2 separate regions of the Homo sapiens genome follow, and region 2 is linked to region 1. A link is a loop called in an ENCODE intact Hi-C map of the cell type or tissue named here. Cell type or tissue: ascending aorta. All regions are shown on one strand. Links, peaks and the distances in the headings refer to the core of each region. The heading gives the core; the rest is flanking DNA.

What was found. A loop is a pair of places that touch in the nucleus more often than their neighbours do. Peaks named below come from ENCODE experiments on the same cell type or tissue, not always from the same donor. Only the 100,000 strongest peaks of a DNase experiment are listed, where the experiment ranks them.
Region 2: a loop joins it to region 1, with 10 times the contacts of the local background. A loop is called at or near these places in 1 of 110 quality-filtered maps.

What each region holds. Positions count from the first base shown.
Region 1 is chr2:176,493,035-176,498,421 of GRCh38, reverse strand. No RefSeq gene overlaps it. Among named protein-coding and RNA genes, the nearest start is that of NRAL, 12 kb to the left of the region's middle. In ascending aorta, for the core only: no CTCF peak of the experiment used is centred there; a DNase peak (open chromatin) is centred at 3,351.
Region 2 is chr2:177,204,549-177,209,935 of GRCh38, reverse strand. No RefSeq gene overlaps it. Among named protein-coding and RNA genes, the nearest start is that of MIR4444-1, 5.5 kb to the left of the region's middle. RefSeq lists an enhancer at 4,785-5,387. In ascending aorta, for the core only: no CTCF peak of the experiment used is centred there; no DNase peak of the experiment used is centred there.

The DNA of each region.
Region 1 (5,387 bases), core at 292-5,291:
TTTTAACTGTTTTCCTTGGATGCTGGAATCTAGAAAGGTTAAGTATGTCACCCAAATACACACAGCAAGTACTTAGAAATTAATCCTGGGCATCTGGCCTCCTTCTAACTCTACATGGGTTAGCAATGGCTGACTGGGCACAGTGGCTCACACCTGTAACCCTAGCACTTTGGGAGGCAGAGGCGGGTAGATCACGAGGTCAAGAGATTGAGACCATCCTGGCTAACACAGTGATACCCCATCTCTACTAAAAATACAAAAAAATAGCCGGGCGTGGTAGCACGTGTCTGTAGTCCCAGCTACTCAGGAGGCTGAGGCAGGAGAATCGCTTGAACCCGGGAGGCGGAGGTTGCTGTGATCCAAGATCGCGCCACTGCACTCCAGCCTGGGTGACAGAGTGAGACTCCGTCTCAAAAAAAAAAAAAAAAGGCTAATAGCAGACTTATTTTGAAAATGCTTGCTAGCTATTTTTCCATCAGTAGATGTTACCTGGTAGTTTGCCTCATAAATATTGTATCATTATGATTCCTAAGATCTCTGTCAGAATTCTTAACTTTTATGACAATAGGTAACTTAGAACCACTTTGCCAGACATTAGTAAGTAATGTACAAAATAAGTGACTTACAAACGGGTTGTAGCAATCTAAATCATGTCTGCTAAACAACTGACGCTGGGCAACAGTGAGAATCAGAGCTTGAGTGCTGCCTCTGTGAAATGAAATGAAATCAAATGAGGACGGCTTTCTGGTTCTTTGTCTCACAGTGAATGGCTACAGCAGCCACTTCTTTTGATTAAAAACAGCTTCTTGAAACAATAAACCCAAGAAAAAAACTATAAAAGGCAAAAATACAAATATAGTCATTTTCTAACAACACCTATTATACTGTCTGCTGAATGACTCTATTAGAGTAAGCTGAATGTCTAGTTCTCTAAATTTTAATTTCTTTGTATTCCCAAAGCAAAGCAACCTTATAAAGAACTAAGGCCATCCCTTGAGGGTAGAGAGACCCAGAAACAAATTACTCTTGGAGATACTACCATTCAAGTTCCCATTGAAAACATTTTTACACAGAAGAGCCCAGATTAAAGTAAATTTCAAGGGCAAAAAATAAATCAAATTTTAGAAATTAGAACTTTAGCAAAGTTGCAAATAAAAGGATGAAAGGGTGTTGCTTGGGTGATGGTGAGAAGTTTAGGCATTTTTTTGGATATTTCTTTTATTTATTTGATTCATTTTAATCCTCTGTCTTTTCTACCAAGGATTGGAGATGGCTTACAGATATACAACAAAAAATAATTCTTAAAAATTGAAGGAGTCTAACTAAACATTTTGGATAAGAAACTCTAAGTGATATTAAGAGAGAGGAATGTAGACCATATGGTAATGTAGAGCTGCTCCCAAGCTTCCTAGCAGCCACAATAAAAGGGGAAACAATCATTTATAAGACTCAGCATGTCAACAAGACAAAAGCAAACCAAAAGTTCAGGAGAATCACACTTCCTGAAACTGAAACTGGAAGCATTTTCCCCATAGCTTCTCGTAAAGAGGATGCCCAACAGCATCCCGACAGCAGATACAACCAGGAGCTCCTACAGGCAGGTTCATCCTCTGGTGTCTGCGATGAGATCAGGCCAAGGTGTGATTTAGTGAGCATAATTCTAAAGAAGGTGGGTTACTGTGATTGTTCCAGAATAATCTAAGGCAGTGGCTTCAACCCTAGCTATGCATTAGAATCTTAACTGGGGATCTTTGAAATATCCTGATACACAGACCATACCCCAGGCCAATTAAATCAGAATCTCTGGGGATGGGTCCTAGGAGCCAGTATTAAAAGAAAAGAAAAAACAGTTTCCCATGTTAGTACAGTGTGCAGACAGTGTCAAAAGCCACTGTGATCAAGAAATACCCTTCTTTCTCCCACAGGCACCTCCCCAGTTCAGCCTCAGAAGCAGAACACACACACCCCCACCCCCATTGTGAGACTCCGGACAATATACAAGTCTCAACGCAGGTTTGAGTTTTCATTTTCTCCTGTCTTTGCAAAGGATGGTTCTGGCTATAGCCCTCTTCCCTGGAAGCCTCTCCACACTCTTTCTGCCTTGACTCTGACATAGCTCTTGCTGTCAATCTCCATACATTAACTTTTCATCCAATGATAATGTGAACTGTAATTTTTAGGTAACCATTTGTCTCTTTAGTCACAGTCACACAACACAGACACAACTCATAGTTTTTCTTTTCTGTTTGTAAATAATGTAGACCCCCTCATGCATTTTGACAGATACTTTAGATTGGCTAACTCAGTACCCACTCCAATGCTTCCCCTCTGCCATTTCCTCTGCTTCCACTAGAAGGGCTGGAAAATCAACATACCTATCCAGCTTCCCATATCACCAGGGGCGACCACACAGCACTGTCCTGGTCATAGATACCAGCAAGGCCCCTGGAGAATACTCCTGTTCCTAAATAAAAAGACAGCGCCTCACAAAGAGAAGGTTTCTCTTGTCTTCCTTCTTCCTGCCTGGGAGCAGCCAATTTTCAATCACACAGATGAAAGGACATACCATGCATGGAAAGGGAACTACGGTGACCACACGGAGCAATGGCACGAGCCCTAAGCTCCTTACCCTGGGACTTCTTGTAACATGAGGAAAATAAACCCCTGCTACCTACAATCACATGCAATCCCAGCCAACACATAGTATCACTAGACAAGTTCATTCTAACAGAGCTTTCAAATAGCAGTTACAATCCTCTATTAAATAAACCTAAGGTACATATGTAGATGTGGGCATAGCCCTAAATGACTGACAGATTTCAGTAGGGAAGTGGAGTGTGGTGGCACCTACCTGTAGTTCCAGCTTTGCAGGAGGCTGAGGCAGGAGCAGCACTTGAGCCCAGGAGTTTGAGGCTGCAGTGAGCTGTGCTCACACCACTGCACTCCAGCCTGAATAAAAGAGCAAGACCTCGTCTTAAAAAGAAAAAAAAATCAGCAGGAATAAAGGATTTCACTAATCTACCCAATTCCTTCTCGTCTGCTACAAGTTAATATGATTGTGCCTTTTTCTCTGCCCTAAGAATTAAGAACAATAGGGAAGCTCCTCTTGTCCCTGGAAAGGAGAAACAACTTGTTTTGTAATCCAAGGATTACAGAGCAGAGGAGTTAAATTGACTAAGACAAGGAAAGGCCTTAAGGGTGAGAACTGGACATGGTCCAATCCAAGGGAACAGAAGTATCCTCCCAAAACAAGATAGGAAACAAAGGGTTGTGACAAGTTCCTCAAATGACAGCCTGTGTGGTAAATGAGGGTAAGAATCATGACTCTGAGGGCTGGCAGGGTGCCCTATGGGTTCACCCAAACAGCCCTCTGTGCCAATGCTGAACAGCACTTCATTTAGCAGAAGTCTTATTACAAAGATTAAAGCCACCACGAGCTAGAAACACAGTGTTCCGAATTTTCTTGGCACCACCTAAATTCCAGGGTTCTTACATAATTCATTGGAGGGGGAAGGAACCCCTTAAATAACTGATAGTGAACCTGCTTTGTTAAGTGGAAACTTAGAATGAATATGACTGGGAAAAACAAAGAATTGTGAGGGTTGATGGTTCTTGCATCCGAGCACTAGAGAATTCATTCCTATTTCCCAGTTGATTATGAAAAGAGGTGTCCATTCTGCGGCATAATCTTGGGAGCAACCCAGTAGCTAGGGAATTAAATTTATCTGAAGATAATTAAGCCTTGGAGTAAAGGTTCATATTTGGTTCTGATCAAACTAGAGAAAGGGTTGAGGAGGCCATGTTTCCCTTCTGGTGATGCTGTGGACTCACAGAATTGGAAAATGGAAGGAACTTGAAAGATCACCCGGTCTCACAACTCATGATGTTCAAATAATGCCTTCCCCAACATCTCCATCAATCATACCTACTCAAGCCTTGACTTCCAAGCTCAAGGTGCTGTGTTCCTACCCTGAAGATACTAAAATTAGGGAGGTGAGAAATGAGTGCATAAAGGTTCCTAACAACATTGGTTTTGGTGGGAAGTGGAACAAGAAAACAGAGTAAAGTCTGGAGTAGGAGGTTGTCCCCAAGGAAAAAGATCTTGAGTGAGGGCCTCTTGGGAGTGAGAGTTAATAAAAAATGGATCATAAGATATTCAGGGAAAACCTTGGTAGAGTGGGGACAGACCACCAGTTTCACAATGTTGCTGTGGACTGATTGTCAGGGAAGGGTCATACAAAGGGCTAGCTAAGGTGGCCAACGGAAACAAGAAAAAGGAGTTAAAATATGTACTAGATGGGCAATGCTGTATTCGCAATTCGAATCCTACTTCCTCTTTTCTTCTGTAAAATTAATTTTCCCCAGGAAGATTGTTGCATTTCTTCTGGAGTTTTGAAGCCATTAGGAATGCTCTTAAGTTTTTCCACCACCATTTTCCAGCAATAAACCTTACTGAATCAGGCAGCAGTCAGCTCTCTAAGCATTATGTAGAGGGTATGAGGGCAATTTGAAAATTTTATGGTCTGAAAAGTGGGCCTTAGCACTTTAGCTTTTATTCTCTGAAAGATCGTATAAATCCCTCTTCATTTAGCAGTTTTCAAGGAAGTGACAGCTTTTGTTAGTCAGGATAAAGTGAGATTAGAAGTAAAAATTTTACCCATTAATCCTCACTGATTAAAGTGAAACTAGAAATCAAATTGTTACCAACTGTGCACTAATTTCAGCTTAATTCTTTGGCAAGAGGTGTTGGAAAGTTTCAACTGGCTGCACTAATTCACAATACCTTACTACTGATGGCAGAATGTCAAGGTCTCCTTCCCTCCTGGGCCCAGGGTGTGAACAATGACTATTTCAAAATCAGTCCAGTAAGATATAAACATTAAATCCTTAGCTATGTTGTTCCTCAGCCATCAGTTTCACACCACTCTCTCTCTTTATTCGCCACCAGCCTCCTCCCACTCCACCAACAGTGATGAAAAAATATCTCCCCAGAGACTACAAAATCACAGCCGAATGGCTGGCCTCTCCGCATCAAACAGAATGTCTGCAGCATCAGAGCAGGTGTCGCCCCACGCAAGCCGTTTCTATTACAGCGCTGGTAGTGGAAGAGAGTCTTCATACAAATAAGCCACATCAATTCATCAATCAAAATGAATGCATGTACTAATTAAACTAGCAAAAATTTAAAAAGGCATTTGTGTTGCAGGAGGGGAGAATAGCATAGGGAGGGAGACAGGGAGTTAAAATTCAGAGGAAGTGAAAACTTGACAGGCACAGCACCGAATAGAGAAGGCAGTAAATATATGGCCAGAATTTATAGTATTTTCTCACCTCAAAAATAAGCCAACCAACAAACAAGTGGCTCGTATACACACACACACACACAC
Region 2 (5,387 bases), core at 210-5,209, 710 kb before region 1:
AAACCACTTTTCCAGTCCTTGACCCTGTAGGGCACAGACTTGAACCTTGGCTATGGTCTGCACTTGCAGCCCTGACTCTTTGATATGAGAAAGGGAGTGTATGGGATGGGAGGAGGGAATGAGGGTCCTAGGGTGAGATGGGTGGCAGACAAACTTTATAATCTATATCAGGCCCTCTCCTTTATATCATGACATACAGAAAATAATCATTTTTGTACAGCATAGTAGGGTAAACTAGAAGATATTTGGAGGCATCTAAGTGGTGGTAATGTTTTAAGCATCTGATTTTGATAAAATACAAAGTATTAGGAATGATATTAAATATTGAATTTGCATAAAACTTTCAAATTAAAATTTTCCGTGTTTTTTAGTGATCAACTTGAACTTGTTCCTGTGAATACATTTTGATATTAGGTTTTATGGTTGAAGTGGCTTTATGCAGTTTCTGATCTAGACTTTTTTTTTCTTGAGACAGAGTCTCACTCTGTCACCCGGGCTAGAGTGCAGTGGCATGATCTCGGCTCACTGCAACCTACCACTCCTGGGTTCAAACAATTCTCATGCCTCAGCCACCCAAGTAGCTGGGATTACAGGCCCATGCTACCATGCCCGGCTAATTTTGTTTTTGTTTTTGTTTTGAGACAGAGTCTCTTGCTCTGTCGCCCACGCTGGAGTGCAGTGGCGTGATCTCTGCTCACTGCAACCCCTGCCTCCTGAGTTCAAGCTATTCTCCTGCCTTAGCCTCTCAAGTAGTAAGGACTACAGGCGTGCATCACCACGCCTGGCTAATTTTTGTATTTTTAGTGGAGACAGGGTTTCACCATGTTGGCTGGGTTAGTCTGGAATTCCTGATCTTAAGAGATCCGCCCGCCTTGGCCTCCCAAGGTGCTGGGATTATAGGCGTGAGCCACTGTGCCTGGCTGGAAGAAGGTAACTCATTTTGTTTGTTTTTGAGACAGAGTCTCGCTCTGTCACCAGGCTGGAGTGCAGTGGCACAATCTCGGCTCACTGCAACCTCCGCCTCCCGGGTTCAAGTGATTCTCCTGCCTTAGCCTCTCAAGTAGCTGGGACTACAGGCGCTCACCACCACACCTGGCTAATTTTTTGTATTTTTAGTAGAGACGGGGTTTCACCACGTCAGCCAGGATGGTCTCCATCTCTTGACCTTGTGATCCACCCGCCTCGGCCTCCCAAAGTGCTGGGATTACAGGCATGAGGGAAGAAGGTAACCCTTAAAAGGGAGGAATTGTAATAAACTATAAGCTTTGTTATGTGCCATTATATTCAGAATATACCAAAGCTTTATTTTCTAAAATCTTGATTTTTAAATAAGGAGTTTATAAAGTAAAACACACACAAAAAGTCTTTCCCCACAAAATCCTATTACATAGATTTGACCATGATCAACAACTTATTACATATCCTCTCACATTTTCTTGTTGGCCTAATCAATGCTTATATATATGAAACAAACATATTTGTTTTATTTTTACCAATGTATGTCTAACTATCCAGATTGATTTGAAATTTCCTTTCTCTTCCACTTAACAAAGTTATTTACCAAACTCTTACTATGTGCCAGGCAATGCTAGGTGCTGGAAATTCATCATAGTCACTCACATTATTGAATACTACTGTATACCTTGTAATGGGCCACGTACATTATGTTCCTGATTTCATTCCCTTAATAAACTTAGGAGGGTAAATTCTCCCTAATCTGGGATGTAGGAAAGTTGAATACATTGACTAAAATTATATAGGCCCTGCAAGTAAAGTGCTGAATTAGAATGTCATATAATCACTGTATTTACATTTTAATATTCTTGAAGGTAACAACCTTTTCTTTAAAAATCTATCATACATTTGTGTTGTTCACTATGTTTCTTATGTTTCCAGAGACCACTACAGTGATTGGCTCTGTAGTAGGCAATTCACTTATTTATGGAATATTCAACATTAGATATATGAATCATGGATGACATATTTTGGGTCCCCTTCAGTGCCCTGTTGGACCTTGATATGGTTTGGCTCTTTGTTTCCATCCAAATCTCACCTTGAATTGTAATCCCTGTAATCCCCACATGTCAAGGATGGGACCAGGTTGAGGTAATTGAATCATGGGGGTGGTTTCTCCCATGCTGTTCTCATGATAATTAGTGAGTCTCGGGAGATCTGATGGTTTTATAAGCATCTGGCATTTCCCCTGCTTGCACTCATTCTCTCTCCTTCTGCCCTATGAAGAGGTGCCTTCTGCCATGATTGTAAGTTTCCTGAGGCCTCCCCTGCCATGTGGAACTGTGAGCCAATTAAACCTTTTTCTTTATAAATTGCCAGTCTTGGGTATTCATGGCAGCATGAGAACGAACTAATACAGACCTACTGCATAATTTGTGGAGCCATGTGCAAAATGAAAATGCAGGGTGCCGTGTTCAAAAATTATTAAGAATTTCAAGACATGACATCAAAGTATTAAGCCAAGCCAGGACCCTTATAAGTGCTGGACTCTGTGCAACTGCAAAGGTCATATGCCCGTGAAGTCTGCACAGTGCCCAGTACAGTGCCCTGTCTAGAGCAGGTACCTGGTCTCTTTTCAGAAATTTATTCACTTGCCATCTTGTATTTACTTCCACTTTCTTGTCAGCACTCATTTCTAAAGTGTTCCTAATCTAGTTTCTGTCACAGGCTGCCACTCATTTCTTAAGTGTTCCTAGTTTCTGCCACAGGCTATCGAAATTGTTTTTCCAAGGTCACAAATGATTATCTGTCAAATTAATATCCCTATTCTTAAATGTTAATCCTTCCTGACCTAGGGATCAACATTACTGCCTGTTCATCCTTTTTTTTTTTTTTTTTTTTTGAGACAGAGTCTTGCTCTGTTGCCCACGCTGGAGTGCAGTGGCACGATCTTGGCTCACTGCAACCTCTGCCTACTGGATTCAAGCGATTCTTCTGCCTTGGCATCCCAAGTAGCTGGGATTACAGGCATGTACCACCACACCTGGCTAATTTTTATATATTTTTATTTGTTATTTTTTGAGTTGGAGTTTTGCTCTCGTTGCCCAGGCTGGATTGCAGTGGCGCGATCTCGGCTCACTGCAACCTCCGCCTCCCAGGTTCAAGTGATTCTCCTGCCTCAGCCTCCTGAGTAGCTGGGATTACAGGCACACGCCACCATGCCCAGCTAATTTTTTGTATTTTTAGTAGAGACAAGATTTCATCATGTTGGCCAGGCTAGTCTCAAAACTCCTGACCTCAGGTGATCCACCTGCCTCAGCCTGCCAAAGTGCAGGAATTACAGGTGTGAGCCACCACACCCGGCCCTGTTGCTTCTTTTTGATGTTTTCCTTTTTTGTCTTTATTAAGGACATTGGTTTTTCCCTTTAGTTCATCACTGCTTCCTTCTGGATCCTTCCCTTTTTCGTTTTCTCTCTCCTCTTGTTTCCATAAGGTTTTGTCACACTGAGGTATAGAACTTCCTGAGAAACTTTGTGAAATGCACCCATTGTTCTCCTACGAGTGGCCACTTTCCCTGGGAAAAGTATGAGGTGGTGTAAGTGCGTGAGAACTCTCAGGGGATTTGTACATGCCTCCTAGGAAGCTAAAGAAGAGGTTAGGCCTGATTAGTGTATTTGTTAAGATGACAAGATATATCACTTCCTTCTCCCAACACACACACACACACACACACACACACACACACACACACACACACACCACAGTTGAATGATTTAGAGATTGAGGAGGTAATTTGATACAAAAAGTATTAAGGAGTCATTCACAGGGACTTACGTTCTCTTTCAGACAAATCCCAATTTGGAAGTCTGAAAAGGCTGAAATCTTTTTAGTAGGTGCTTTACAAATGACTTTCACATAAAACTTTGATTAAATTAATTAGTTACACTTTTCTCTTACTAACTTGTCTTCTGTTATAAGAGTGTTGGCCATGACCCTTACAATGGGTAAGGAAAGGTGTCACACCTCCACTTTTTTCCCCATAAAATTGACCTTTTGAAGAGATCAGGACAAATGAATTTGTAGGATGCTTTACATTTTGGGTTTATTTGATTGTTTTCTGCAGGTGCGATTTAACTAGATTCTCTGTCTCCTTCATTTCCTATAAATTGGAAGGTTAAATCCAAACTCTTATTAACTTCAAATTAATCAGGTTGAGCAAGAGTATATCAGAGGTGATGATGTGTAGTTTAGATTGTTGTGTCACATTACGCGGCACACAATATCAGATTGTCCCGCTATTTGTGATGTTAAATTTCATCAAAGTGGTAAAACCCTCCTTTGTAATGAGAAGGTCATCTCTGAGGTGGTACTTTGGTCCCATGCAAATATTGGACCCCAAAACAACCTTTCCCATTATGTGTTAGCATTTTTGATCACCCTTGACTGAATTATTATTTCATTGGGGATGACAGAATGATGACTTTTCTAATTATATCATTTCTTCTACATTTATTAGCTAGCATTTGTAAACACACACACACACACACACACACACACACACACACACACACAAAATGTCTCTTCACCAACTGGGAATGAACTACAATTCCTCCTTAAAAGACAGGGTAGGTACTTTAATTACCAATTTTCAGAATAAGAAGTTAGTATAACAGTCACCTTCAAAGGTGGCAAATTATCTTTTTTCTCTCTCTCTCTTTGAGTATCACTATAGATTCATGGGTTTTTATTTATTCACTGTTTTATAATCAATTGCAGTCATTATTCCTTTTGATATTTAAATTGCCCCAAATTTGGCCTCTATGTCCTTTTGAGTTCTCTGTCAGGTGCATATGAATTTTATTAATCAAAACAAACTCTATATGGTGGAATTTAGGCAACATTTGGAAGAGATTTGGGGATGAGGAAAGGGACAGAGTGGCCTCTAAATAGGTAGGCTATCACTGCCAGCAAGATTGTCCTTGGAGTCAGCCATCGTAGGCACATCTCGACCTGGGAGTCTTTTCTTCCTTCACATTTAAGCCCCAGATTTACAAAAAAGCTCCATTGTTTTCTGTAATTAATTGGCAGTGAGAGACCAAAATTACTGTATGAATGTTTGGCTCATTTGTAAATTAAGGCCTGCTTATCTGTGTAGGAATGGTGAAGATAACTGTAACCCAAATGTAATTCATTAAAGGGAAATACTCATCAGTAGCAATATCGGATATTAAATGAGGAAAATATGTTAGTATGTAGTGACATGAGACTTCTGACTGAGATGTGAGCAAGAAAACAGATCCACGGGACCCTCCACACACAGAAACTGAGCTGTTCTGTGCCTTGTTCGTTTGTGTCCTGCTGAGTTCACATTAACAAATGAATCCCAGAATCTTAGCTCTCCCTGGGAGATCTATGTCTTAAGAAAATTTCTT